Regions from separate parts of the Homo sapiens genome. Here all the other regions are linked to region 1. Evidence: chromatin contacts called from ENCODE Hi-C or POLR2A ChIA-PET data. All regions are on one chromosome and are shown on one strand. The core of a region is the stretch at or near the end of the contact, and the rest is flanking DNA. Distances in the headings are between cores, read along the strand shown. Region 1 holds the start of DGKH (diacylglycerol kinase eta). Region 2 holds the start of FOXO1 (forkhead box O1). Region 3 overlaps ELF1 (E74 like ETS transcription factor 1).

Region 1 (3,349 bases), core at 350-2,849:
GGTGCACGCCTCAAAGCCCAGCTAATTTTTTTATTTTTAATAGACATGGGGTTTCACCATGTTGGCCAGGCTGGTCTGGAACTCCTGGCCTCAAGTGATCTGCCTGCCTTGGCCTCCCAAAGTGCTGGGATTACAGGCATGAGCCACCGTTACCGGCCTCCACAGGCACTGAATAAAAATTATGTTTCCAAATAGGAGTTCATTGACCTTAGGGAAAATTTTTCATAAAAATAACTGTAGAATGAATTTTTTGCAAATTTATTTTTAAAAACGGTACCCCAAGCCAATGATTTTGTGGTTCCGTTTTCAATATCCTCGTTAAATTTCCCTACTGATAACAGACTCTCTCTGTGAAGATTTTTAAATTACAATGAAAATTAGAATACATAAAAATCCTTTAATATCCATAAGCATTTGCTTTGGTATGTTCATGATCAAATTAAAAATTAACTTTGAGACCTCACAGGTCGACAGCACAAGCTTCATTAACAAGAGTAACACACCATCCTAATGTCCACACAGCACAGAGGTAACTTCTCATTATTAAAAAGAACCATGGACGCATGGTTCTGAACCCTGCCTGCACTTGGCGGGAACCTGCGACACGAAAGCCTGGCCAGCCCTTGGAGCCATGCAGGGTGCGGTTAAGCCGCGAACACCATGTCCCACTTGCCTGCCTCGGGGCTTCTGCCTTCCAGACCGCAGCAGGAGGCAGAGGGGCAGGAAAGGCTGACCGGTGTCACCTTCCACCCACCCTCTGAGTGGGCCTAAGTGGGAAAGCAGCAGGGCTCACTGCAGCGCAGGCTGGTTGGCCAGCACATGCGCACGCTCCCCCGAACGGCAGGGAAGAAAAATTGAAACTCTCCTTTTAAGTTCCCTAAGTAGGAACTCGCGACTGCGCGTCAGCTTTTTCCCACGCTCCCGCCGAGCCGCGGGTTCCCTGCACCCGCCTCTGCCAGTCGAACTCCCTGGGAGCCCAGGCTCGCAGCCTCCCGCGCAGCCGCCGGGAATCCGTCCCGCAGCACCGCGGTCCAGCGCCCCCGGGCCCCGCCCCACCCCTCCCCGCCCCGCCCGCGCCCCAGGCCCCGCCCCGCCTCACCGTCTCACCATCCCCGCCTTCCCCGCCTTCCCCGCCTTCCCCGCCTTCCCCGCCTTCCCCGCCTTCCCCGCCTTCCCCGCCTTCCCCGCCTTCCCGGGATCGCCCGGCGCGTTCCAGCGCCCCCGCGCCCTCTCCACCTCCCGCTTTCCACGCGGCCCTCAGGCCCGCCTCCTCCGCCCTACCTTGGTCCGGATCTGCCCCGAGGTAGACACTTTGCGGATCAGTTTCTGGGGTCCCTCTTGCTCCGCTTCGCTGTCAGACGAATCCTCTCCCGGCCCCGCCGAGGCAGCGGCGGAGGTGACCGCGGCGCCGGCTCCGGCGGCCGCTCCTCCAGCGGCGCCCGGAGGGTGGTGCTGGCCTCCGGCCCCTGCCATCCTCTCCGACTCCTGCGGGGACACAGCACCGCCCGGCGGGGGCGGCGGCGTTGGTCAGCGGGTGGGCTCTGCCCGAGCGGAGCCCGGAACCCCGTGCCCGGCCGCCGCCGCCATCTTCCGTTTCCCTAGCTACCCCCGCGAGGTAAGGGTCGCCCGGGGCAGGCGCCCTCCAGGCAGGGGTCCACCCGGCTCCTCCGCTCGGTTCCCGCCGGAGCGGCGGCCACGGTGGGACGCAGAGGTAACGGACCCCCGCCCGCCTCGGACCCCTGCGCACCCAGCCTCGGATAGGACCAGCGCGGGTAGAGAGGATGGGGTGACAGGGTTTGGAGCAACATCTCTTCCACTCCCTTACGGTCTGGGTCCCTAGGATGGACAGGAGGGTGGGGGAGGCAGGAAACCTCTGCAGCCCACCCCGTAGTGGCGATGCCCGCACACCCCCTCTCACTTCTGGACAGCAGGGGCAACGCCGATCCCTGGGGAAGAATGGGAACCTGGAGCTTCCTCCCAGCACCCTTGGGTGCACCCGCCACCTCCTGAACCCCGAATCTCTCCAGAGACACTTGGGCCTCGCCGCGCGGTTCCAGCTGAATAAAAGTCCCCTCTGCCACCAAGACAGTCGGGGGCTGCCCCTCGTCGGTTTCCCCACCCCCAGCCCCACTCCGAGGACCGTACCTCTCCCGCCTCCGCCAGGGCCGTCGGGTCCCCTCAGCTCTCCTGACGGCGGCGTTCAGTTTCTGGCCCACCCCCACCCCCATCCGGCGCACACGGAAGAGAAGAGCATTTTCCGGGAGGTTCAGCTCCGCTCTGAGAACTTTTCGTTCAGAAAGAGCGATCCCCTTCGGCTAACAGGAAACTGGGAAGGGCGTGGAGAAAGCGCAGAAACAAGAGACTACACGCAGCCCAAGACGACAGAACGCACAAGAAGTGTCTAAGCTGAAGCGCTAACCGAGATTGCCTGGAAGAAAACAATACACTCGAGCCATGCGAACACCAGTACCCGAGACAAAAAGCCTTGGAAGTCCTGGCAGAGCCACTCCCTAGCCCGGACTAGAGCAGGAGGAAGTGGGATCAACAGGCTGTAGCCACCGCGCACAACTCCCCTGCAAGCTGGCTGCGCGGGCACTTGGGAACCGCGGACTGGCAGCGGGTTGTGCACGCTCAACGTCAAAGAAGCCTCACAGGTGTGAGGGGGCTGCGGTGAGGGGGCTGCGAGAGAAGACATTAAAACGACAGATCCCTCTTGTCATCCAAAGAGAACACCAAACTGGTGTTAGCTATATTTTTAAATAGGACAAAAAGTCCCTGCCAGACTGTGGAGTCTCTCCACCTGGAGAAAGCATTCAATCTCTGTTATGTTCATGCCTTTCAGTACCATTCCTTTCGTATTTTTTCAGTTGACATGACCTTTAAGGTTCCTCCAAACTAAGGTTCTAATTTTTTTTTTTAACTTGCAGTCTTACTCCCAACAAGAAATTTGATATATTAGAGCTAACAGTTCTAAGAAGTTTTAAGAAATAGTATGCAATCCCAATACTGGACATCACACTGTAAATTAAATTCATTAAAATGTAAAATGTGTTTAGTTCAAATATTTAAAGACAGGAGACTGCTGCTATGTAATAATAACAGAGAGGCTATTTCTGCAGCTTCTGTTGTCTCCTTTAGGAAAGGAAGGAGTTGGGCAAAATGAATTTTAAGAACGCTTAGAACTCTACAAATATGTAATTCTTTATCTACAAAGAACATATTTCTGGAAATTCTTAAAAGAGAAAAATAATCAAAATAATGGCCTTCATTCCCACCTGTTTGGTCATGGACAAGTCCAATATTTTGGAAATGTAGACAAGGACACCTAGTAAAGGGTCTTTTGAAAGAA
Region 2 (3,349 bases), core at 296-2,795, 1.4 Mb after region 1:
CTCTTTTCTCTTTTATTTTTTCAACAACCTCTTGTCCAACTGACTAATTTTCTCTAGATGCCACTTTTTCCATTGCAGAATTACTTGTAAGAAAGAAAGGGATTAAAAAACAAGAGTTGGAAGCTGTCCTTTTGGACAAGATATTTAAAACCCTACTGTCCATCTTCCATCCTAAGTGGTCCCATCTTTCTAAAAGGAAATGCCTTCCATATTCTTCCTAAAAAAGCAAAAGCATAACAAAACAAAACTGGAAAACTGTTTCTTCTGCTTGAGACACAAGGGCCATTATCTTCCCACCTTTGGCCCCACTGATCCTTGACAGGATGTCCTGGACCTGCAGCCCAGATGAGGAAAGGTGGGGTGTGGGTGGGGGGTTGACTGACACACACAGCAAGTAGCCTCAAGGAATTTGGGGGTGGGGCAGGCTGCGCCCCAAGGCTTTGGTCCTATCTCCCGCCCCCCTTGCGTTTTTACTTAACACCCGATCACTTCCGTTGCAAATAAAAAAGAAGTAACAAACAGCTAAATTTAATTAGGGATAAGTAATAAAATGACCTGGTTCTCTCTAACTGCGCTCCTGAGCCCTTCGCTGCCGGCCCTGGACTTAGTGGACGGAGCGGGAGATTCCCGCCCAGGGGAAGAGGTTCCCACGGAGGGCATGCGGTCGCGGGTGCCTTTGGATTCGTGTGTTCAGGGAGGCCAGATAATCTCCTCCCCGCGCCGGAGCCCCTGTTCCTCATTTCTAGCATTTTAAAAAAGGTCAAGAATACAGTGAATCCGGCTGGGGGCTGCCGGCTGGGTGACGCGCCTCTGGCTAGACCGAATGGCACAGGCTGAGCCCGGGGGTGCGGACCGGTGGGCACGGAGAAGGGTCCCTCGGCGCGGACTCGACTGCAGGAGCCGCGGCGCCGGGGGTGGGGGGCGTGTGCCGCTCGCGAGGGGGCCGGAGGACTTGACAGATCGCAGCGAAAGAAAACATTAAACCAAAACAAAACCCACCGATTCCCCACGTCGTTCAGCAAAGACATCGTGGGTGGAGCCAGGAGGGAGCGATTGAGTAGAATTCCTCGCGGCCGCCTCCGCCCGCCCACCCCGCGCCCCCGGCCCTCGGCCCCCTGCCCTGCCAGCCCGCCGGGCTCGGCCCGCAGCGGAGGTCAGGGAGCAGCGAGCGCCTCCTCCCACCCGGGCTTCCCGAGTACTCGGCTCTGCTGCTCCGTAGTAAACAAAGTGTCGCCGGCGCCTCCACGCTGGTTTGCTTCCTAGCAATCAAAACACTGAGAAGGCGAGAGAATCACAGAAACACTCGAGAATTACCAGAAAATAATAGAGATCCAAAAAAAAAAAAAGGAGGTGAGTGTGTGAAAGAGAAAAACACCCCACTACCCCCCACCAGCCCACCGCCGCCTCCCCGTGGAAAACCGGGCCCCACCCAGCCCGGCGCCCACTGGCTGCCCGGGCGGCGGTGCCGCATGCCCATTGGCCGCGCGGGCTGTCGGTCAGGGGCGGGCCGGCGCGCGCGCCGCCGCGGGCGGGGGGCGGCGGCAGATCCCGTAAGTCGGGCGGCCTGGTAGTCGCAGCAGCCGCTGCCGCAGCCGCCACATTCAACAGGCAGCAGCGCAGCGGGCGCGCCGCTGGGGAGAGCAAGCGGCCCGCGGCGTCCGTCCGTCCTTCCGTCCGCGGCCCTGTCAGCTGGAGCGCGGCGCAGGCTCTGCCCCGGCCCGGCGGCTCTGGCCGGCCGTCCAGTCCGTGCGGCGGACCCCGAGGAGCCTCGATGTGGATGGCCCCGCGAAGTTAAGTTCTGGGCTCGCGCTTCCACTCCGCCGCGCCTTCCTCCCAGTTTCCGTCCGCTCGCCGCACCGGCTTCGTTCCCCCAAATCTCGGACCGTCCCTTCGCGCCCCCTCCCCGTCCGCCCCCAGTGCTGCGTTCTCCCCCTCTTGGCTCTCCTGCGGCTGGGGGAGGGGCGGGGGTCACCATGGCCGAGGCGCCTCAGGTGGTGGAGATCGACCCGGACTTCGAGCCGCTGCCCCGGCCGCGCTCGTGCACCTGGCCGCTGCCCAGGCCGGAGTTTAGCCAGTCCAACTCGGCCACCTCCAGCCCGGCGCCGTCGGGCAGCGCGGCTGCCAACCCCGACGCCGCGGCGGGCCTGCCCTCGGCCTCGGCTGCCGCTGTCAGCGCCGACTTCATGAGCAACCTGAGCTTGCTGGAGGAGAGCGAGGACTTCCCGCAGGCGCCCGGCTCCGTGGCGGCGGCGGTGGCGGCGGCGGCCGCCGCGGCCGCCACCGGGGGGCTGTGCGGGGACTTCCAGGGCCCGGAGGCGGGCTGCCTGCACCCAGCGCCACCGCAGCCCCCGCCGCCCGGGCCGCTGTCGCAGCACCCGCCGGTGCCCCCCGCCGCCGCTGGGCCGCTCGCGGGGCAGCCGCGCAAGAGCAGCTCGTCCCGCCGCAACGCGTGGGGCAACCTGTCCTACGCCGACCTCATCACCAAGGCCATCGAGAGCTCGGCGGAGAAGCGGCTCACGCTGTCGCAGATCTACGAGTGGATGGTCAAGAGCGTGCCCTACTTCAAGGATAAGGGTGACAGCAACAGCTCGGCGGGCTGGAAGGTGAGTGGACTCGGCGCGCGGCCGGACCTTGGGGGCGCGGTGGGTCAGGCGAGGGCGCAGCTGTGCAGGTTTGCTCGGCCTGAAGGTGCGGAGCAGGAGGGCAGCGCGTTCCCAGGAGGGCGGGCGAGAAGCGGTGGTCGCGGTGGCCTCGCCCGGGTCCGGTCGGGGACGGCAGTAGGTGTGCGTGCGCGCCAGTCAGGAGTTCGCGTGGGACGCGGTAAGGGGCTCGTTGGGGAACTAAGTAAAGAAAGTGCGCCAAGAAGTGGACGTCAGAGCGAGGCCGAAAAGTTTGCCAGTGAAAGGAGAAAGGGGTTCGCTGGGAGCGGCAACCCCCGGCCCGCGCCGACTGCTTCGGCTGCCCCTTCCCTCCCGGACCTCCGCGGGGGGAGGGCGGGTTCTCTCCGGCCGCGCCGCGGAGCTGTTTCCGCCGGGCGCGGCGGGGGAGGGCGCGGCGAGGGGCCCCGGAGCCTCGCTGCCCCGGGACCGGGCTGCAGGTGGAGGGGACAGGCAGGGCGCGACCGGCCGGGGACGGTGCAGGGCCTGCCGGGCAGTTTCTGGAGGCGGTGCGCATTTTGCTTTGTTTTGGTTTTCTCCGGAGTGGCCTCGAGTGCCGGGGGCCCGGCGTCCCGAGCCCGAGGTGGTGCCTCCGACACGTGCGAAGGGGCGGCCACCGCCTGCGGAGCGCCGGCGCCTGGCCGCGCGGGGCGAGCTAAAGTTCAAGTGTGACCCTCGGCGGGGGCGGGCGC
Region 3 (3,349 bases), core at 328-2,827, 1.1 Mb after region 1:
ATACTGAGAATGGAGCCATTGACTGCACTGCAACTTTGGGAATGCTTCACCATGGAAGTTGAACTGGATCTCAAAGGAGGATCTAGTTTATCTGACAGATGAAGAAGAGGAGGTGTTCTAGAGCAGTAGAGTGTACCAAAACTTTTAACAGATTCTCTTGACTTCATTATCAGTCCAAACATCTTAATTTATGGTTAGAAACTTTTCACAGTGTGCCTGTTTCACACTATGTAATTTTCCAGAATGCTTTCCTGCTTCCCCACTGTTTGCTCAGAAATGATCTCCAACATTCATACCTGTTGCATATTTAAGTCTAATAATCTTTCAAGATTTTAGAACAAAGCATACTTTTTCCAGGAACTCATCCTAAAATAATTCCTTCAAGAATTAACAACTTTATTCTGTTATTTCTATGTTGCTTATTATCAGTCTCACGTTTGCCATCTTAAATTTTCATATACACATTACTAATTTTTTCAAATGTGTTAAATTATTTGAAGTAAGACATTGTCTTTTTTCCCCTTAATATTACCAAAGCCTTTAATATCACTGAGTCCTCTTAAAGATTTTTTTTCTTTTTAAAATCTGTTGAATAAGTGATCTCTTCTATAAAATAGGTAAAACTTACCTGTTGCTAGATGATCTGGGATATATAAGTGTTCAGTTATGGTTCTTATCATATCAGAGCATCTCTGAATAATGAGAGGGTGATACCTTGCCCACAGCTGTCTTGACCACAGAATACATTTTCCCAGGACCTATTGTCCACATTCTCATTTGGTGCAGGGACAATGTAGCCATGTCACTACAGTTCTAAGACCAGAAACAGATGCTCATGGAATCTTTTTTCTGAAGTATTTGGAACTGATCTGTTGTACATTTAGTGGAAAACACTTCAAATAACTTTTAAAGATTGTCATTGAAATTGTAAATAAATAAAATGTGTTAAATGACAGTTGTTCACATTTATTAAATCTGGTTGTAGGCATGTGGATGCTTTTGTTTTTCCCTCTACTCTGTTGTATATTAAAATTGTTTTTCAAAAAAAAAATCAGAGAAACTAACATTCATATAGAACTTTCCTTTTTCCTTATATGCTATTTCCTGTATGTAAGAGGATAAGTCACACCAACCTGCCATTTTTCAACTGGAATGGCAAGATTCTGTTAGGTCAGAGATTAGGTGTACCTCATAAAGTAAGGTAGAAGGAATGAGTTGATAGTGTTTAATGTGTAACTTATTCAGCGCCAGTGATGAGAAGGGCAGGAAGCTGGAGTGTTGCTACTGATCTGTACGTGGACTTAGTGGATCCTCTGTTATTTACCTTAAAATTCCAGGTTCTATCTGCTTTGGTTGCCTTCTTTTTAAATCTTGTCATATCAAACTTAAGAAATCCATTAAAAGCTTGGCCATTTGTGAAACTAATATACAGAGGTTGCTTGTTTATTTTTGGTACACTTGGAAAAGTCTTTATCAAAGGAGTTATGTCTTAGAGTCCCCAGCTACAAGCCTGATTGCCTTCTGGGGGAGATCTGACTTTGCATAAAGGCTGAGGCCCTCTTCAGGTTAAGTGAAGGAACAACCCTGCCTGTGGTCTAACATTTGGCTTATCTCTTTGCCCATTCTTGGCAGCAAGGAGGCTGATAGTTGTTATGAAAGAGGAGTCAGTGTGGAGAGTAGGAACTTATTACTCTTTTTTGCAAAATCTTCCTTTAACTGCCCCCTAGCCATCCCACAGAGGCCCAGGGATAACGTCCTGAAAATGAATAAGATGAGATCATTGTATAGGGTAGAACATGGACTAGATGGGCTTCAGAAACTTTCAGTGGTGAATTTTAGTAGCTAGTGTTTAGTGAGCATCTTGCCCCATGCACTGTGCTTTATAGGGATTATCCTATTTAATTCTTACAACAATCCTAAGAAGTAGGTGCTCCTAATTCTCACTACAAAAGAGTCAAGTGAGGCTCAGCGAAGGGAAGCAACTTGCCTGTAATTTCATAGCTACTAAGTGATAAAGCTAGGAATTGTAACCCAGCCTGTGCCTTTAACCACTAATTGAATAATACTAGCCACTGCAACATGTAAGTGGTGAAAAGTAGTTTAAAATATGGAAGAATTATTATATCCTGCATTTATGATTTTGGCAAAAAAGTGTTACTAATTTTAGCTAATTAGTATAATTACAGGTAGATGGTTCTTATGCCTGGCATACCTGTATATGTACCTTTTAAAAAAAACAGCTTTATTGCAATGTAATTCACATACCATATAATCCATCTACTTAAAGTGTACAAATCAATGGTTTTAAGTTTATACAGAATTGTATGTCTGTCTCCATAATCAATTTTAGGACATGTTTATCACCCCAAAGGGAAATCTGTACCTGTTAGCAGTCATGACCTATTCTTCCCCACTCTTCCTAGCTCCTGGGAACTACTAATCTACTTTCTGTCTCTGTATGTTTGCCTATTCTGGACAATTCAGTTATAGTAAATGGAATCATAGAATATGTGCTGTCTTGCGACTGGCTTCTTTTACTTTGGCATCCTGTTATCAAGGTTCATCTGTGTTGTGCCATGTATCATTACTCCATTCTTTTTATTACTGAATAATATTGTATCATATGGATATACCACATTTTATTTATCCATTCTGTACACATTTTCAAAGAACACTTTTTAAAATGAGGTTTGTGTTGGTCAGTTTCTTGTCAGAAATAGAGTTGGCAACGTCTTCTCCCAGAAAATACTCAATCACCTAGAATAGCCTTCCTGGGTAAAAAAAAAAAAAGGAAATTAGCACCTCTGTTGCTTCTAAAAATAACTTAAAAAAATTTCCCCTAACATTTGACACCTTTGATGTGTCTTAGTTTTGCTATGTGATCTTGAAAATTTTTGTCTCCTTTCCATTTCAGTGAACACATAGCACATAAAAGATAGGCAGTTATATAAACAGTTAGTGTAACTGGCCTTTTTTAAAAAAGAGGGTCATTTTCAACATATTTAGAGAGTACTGATGAAAATAATTGTTTGTGTGTGTTTTAGAAATAGTAACCAAAATTCTCAATATTAGAGCAATTCTTCTTTTGGAAAATTGCCAAGGAATTGTTGTTAGAAATGCTACATTATAATATTTTGACTGGTAAAACATTTGTAAGCTGACCCATTTAACCTGTTCCCACTAAATGTGATGTTGAAAGTACTGAAGATACGAGACCAGGAAACTTATCAGCAGGATGATGCGAAGATTAAAGTTAGGAAAGAAGCTTCCCTCCTAAAAGGTGATCTTTTAGGTGACAGTTTAATGATTTATTATATTTTATGGTTTTACATGATTTCTGCATTTGCCC

What was found. A loop is a pair of places that touch in the nucleus more often than their neighbours do. ChIA-PET counts read pairs that join two places held with the same protein, here RNA polymerase II (POLR2A). Pooled maps may share reads with other maps.
Region 2: a map of ascending aorta shows a loop between it and region 1 (5-fold over the local background). The contact joins the promoter of FOXO1 here to the promoter of DGKH in region 1. A Hi-C loop is called at or near these places in 1 of 168 maps with a recorded cell type or tissue (ascending aorta), 1 of 37 single-sample maps with no recorded cell type and 8 of 50 pooled maps.
Region 3: a loop to region 1 is called in a pooled map, with 4 times the contacts of the local background. The contact joins the enhancer-like site here to the promoter of DGKH in region 1. A Hi-C loop is called at or near these places in 2 of 168 maps with a recorded cell type or tissue (CD8-positive, alpha-beta T cell and ascending aorta) and 7 of 50 pooled maps. POLR2A ChIA-PET finds 5 or more read pairs at or near these places in 1 of 52 experiments (T-cell).

Annotation. Positions count from the first base shown.
Region 1 is chr13:42,046,898-42,050,246 of GRCh38, reverse strand. DGKH (diacylglycerol kinase eta) reads right to left here and starts at 1,599. Exons shown (of 30, transcript NM_178009.5): 1 at 1,282-1,599. The coding sequence starts at 1,473. RefSeq lists a silencer at 1,293-1,822 and an enhancer at 2,363-2,452.
Region 2 is chr13:40,664,837-40,668,185 of GRCh38, reverse strand. FOXO1 (forkhead box O1) reads left to right here and starts at 1,545. Exons shown (of 3, transcript NM_002015.4): 1 at 1,545-2,603. The coding sequence starts at 1,974. RefSeq lists an enhancer at 657-706 and silencers at 1,357-1,886, 2,117-2,256, 2,347-2,396, 2,917-3,349.
Region 3 is chr13:40,973,084-40,976,432 of GRCh38, reverse strand. All of the region lies in intron 2 of ELF1 (E74 like ETS transcription factor 1), which reads left to right. Among named protein-coding and RNA genes, the nearest start is that of ELF1, 45 kb to the left of the region's middle. RefSeq lists an enhancer at 1,308-1,457. Within about 2 kb of position 1,577, at least 10 of the 41 ENCODE cell types and tissues checked have a DNase peak (open chromatin) inside an H3K27ac peak, as active enhancers do; they include CD8-positive, alpha-beta T cell, where a contact is called at or near this core.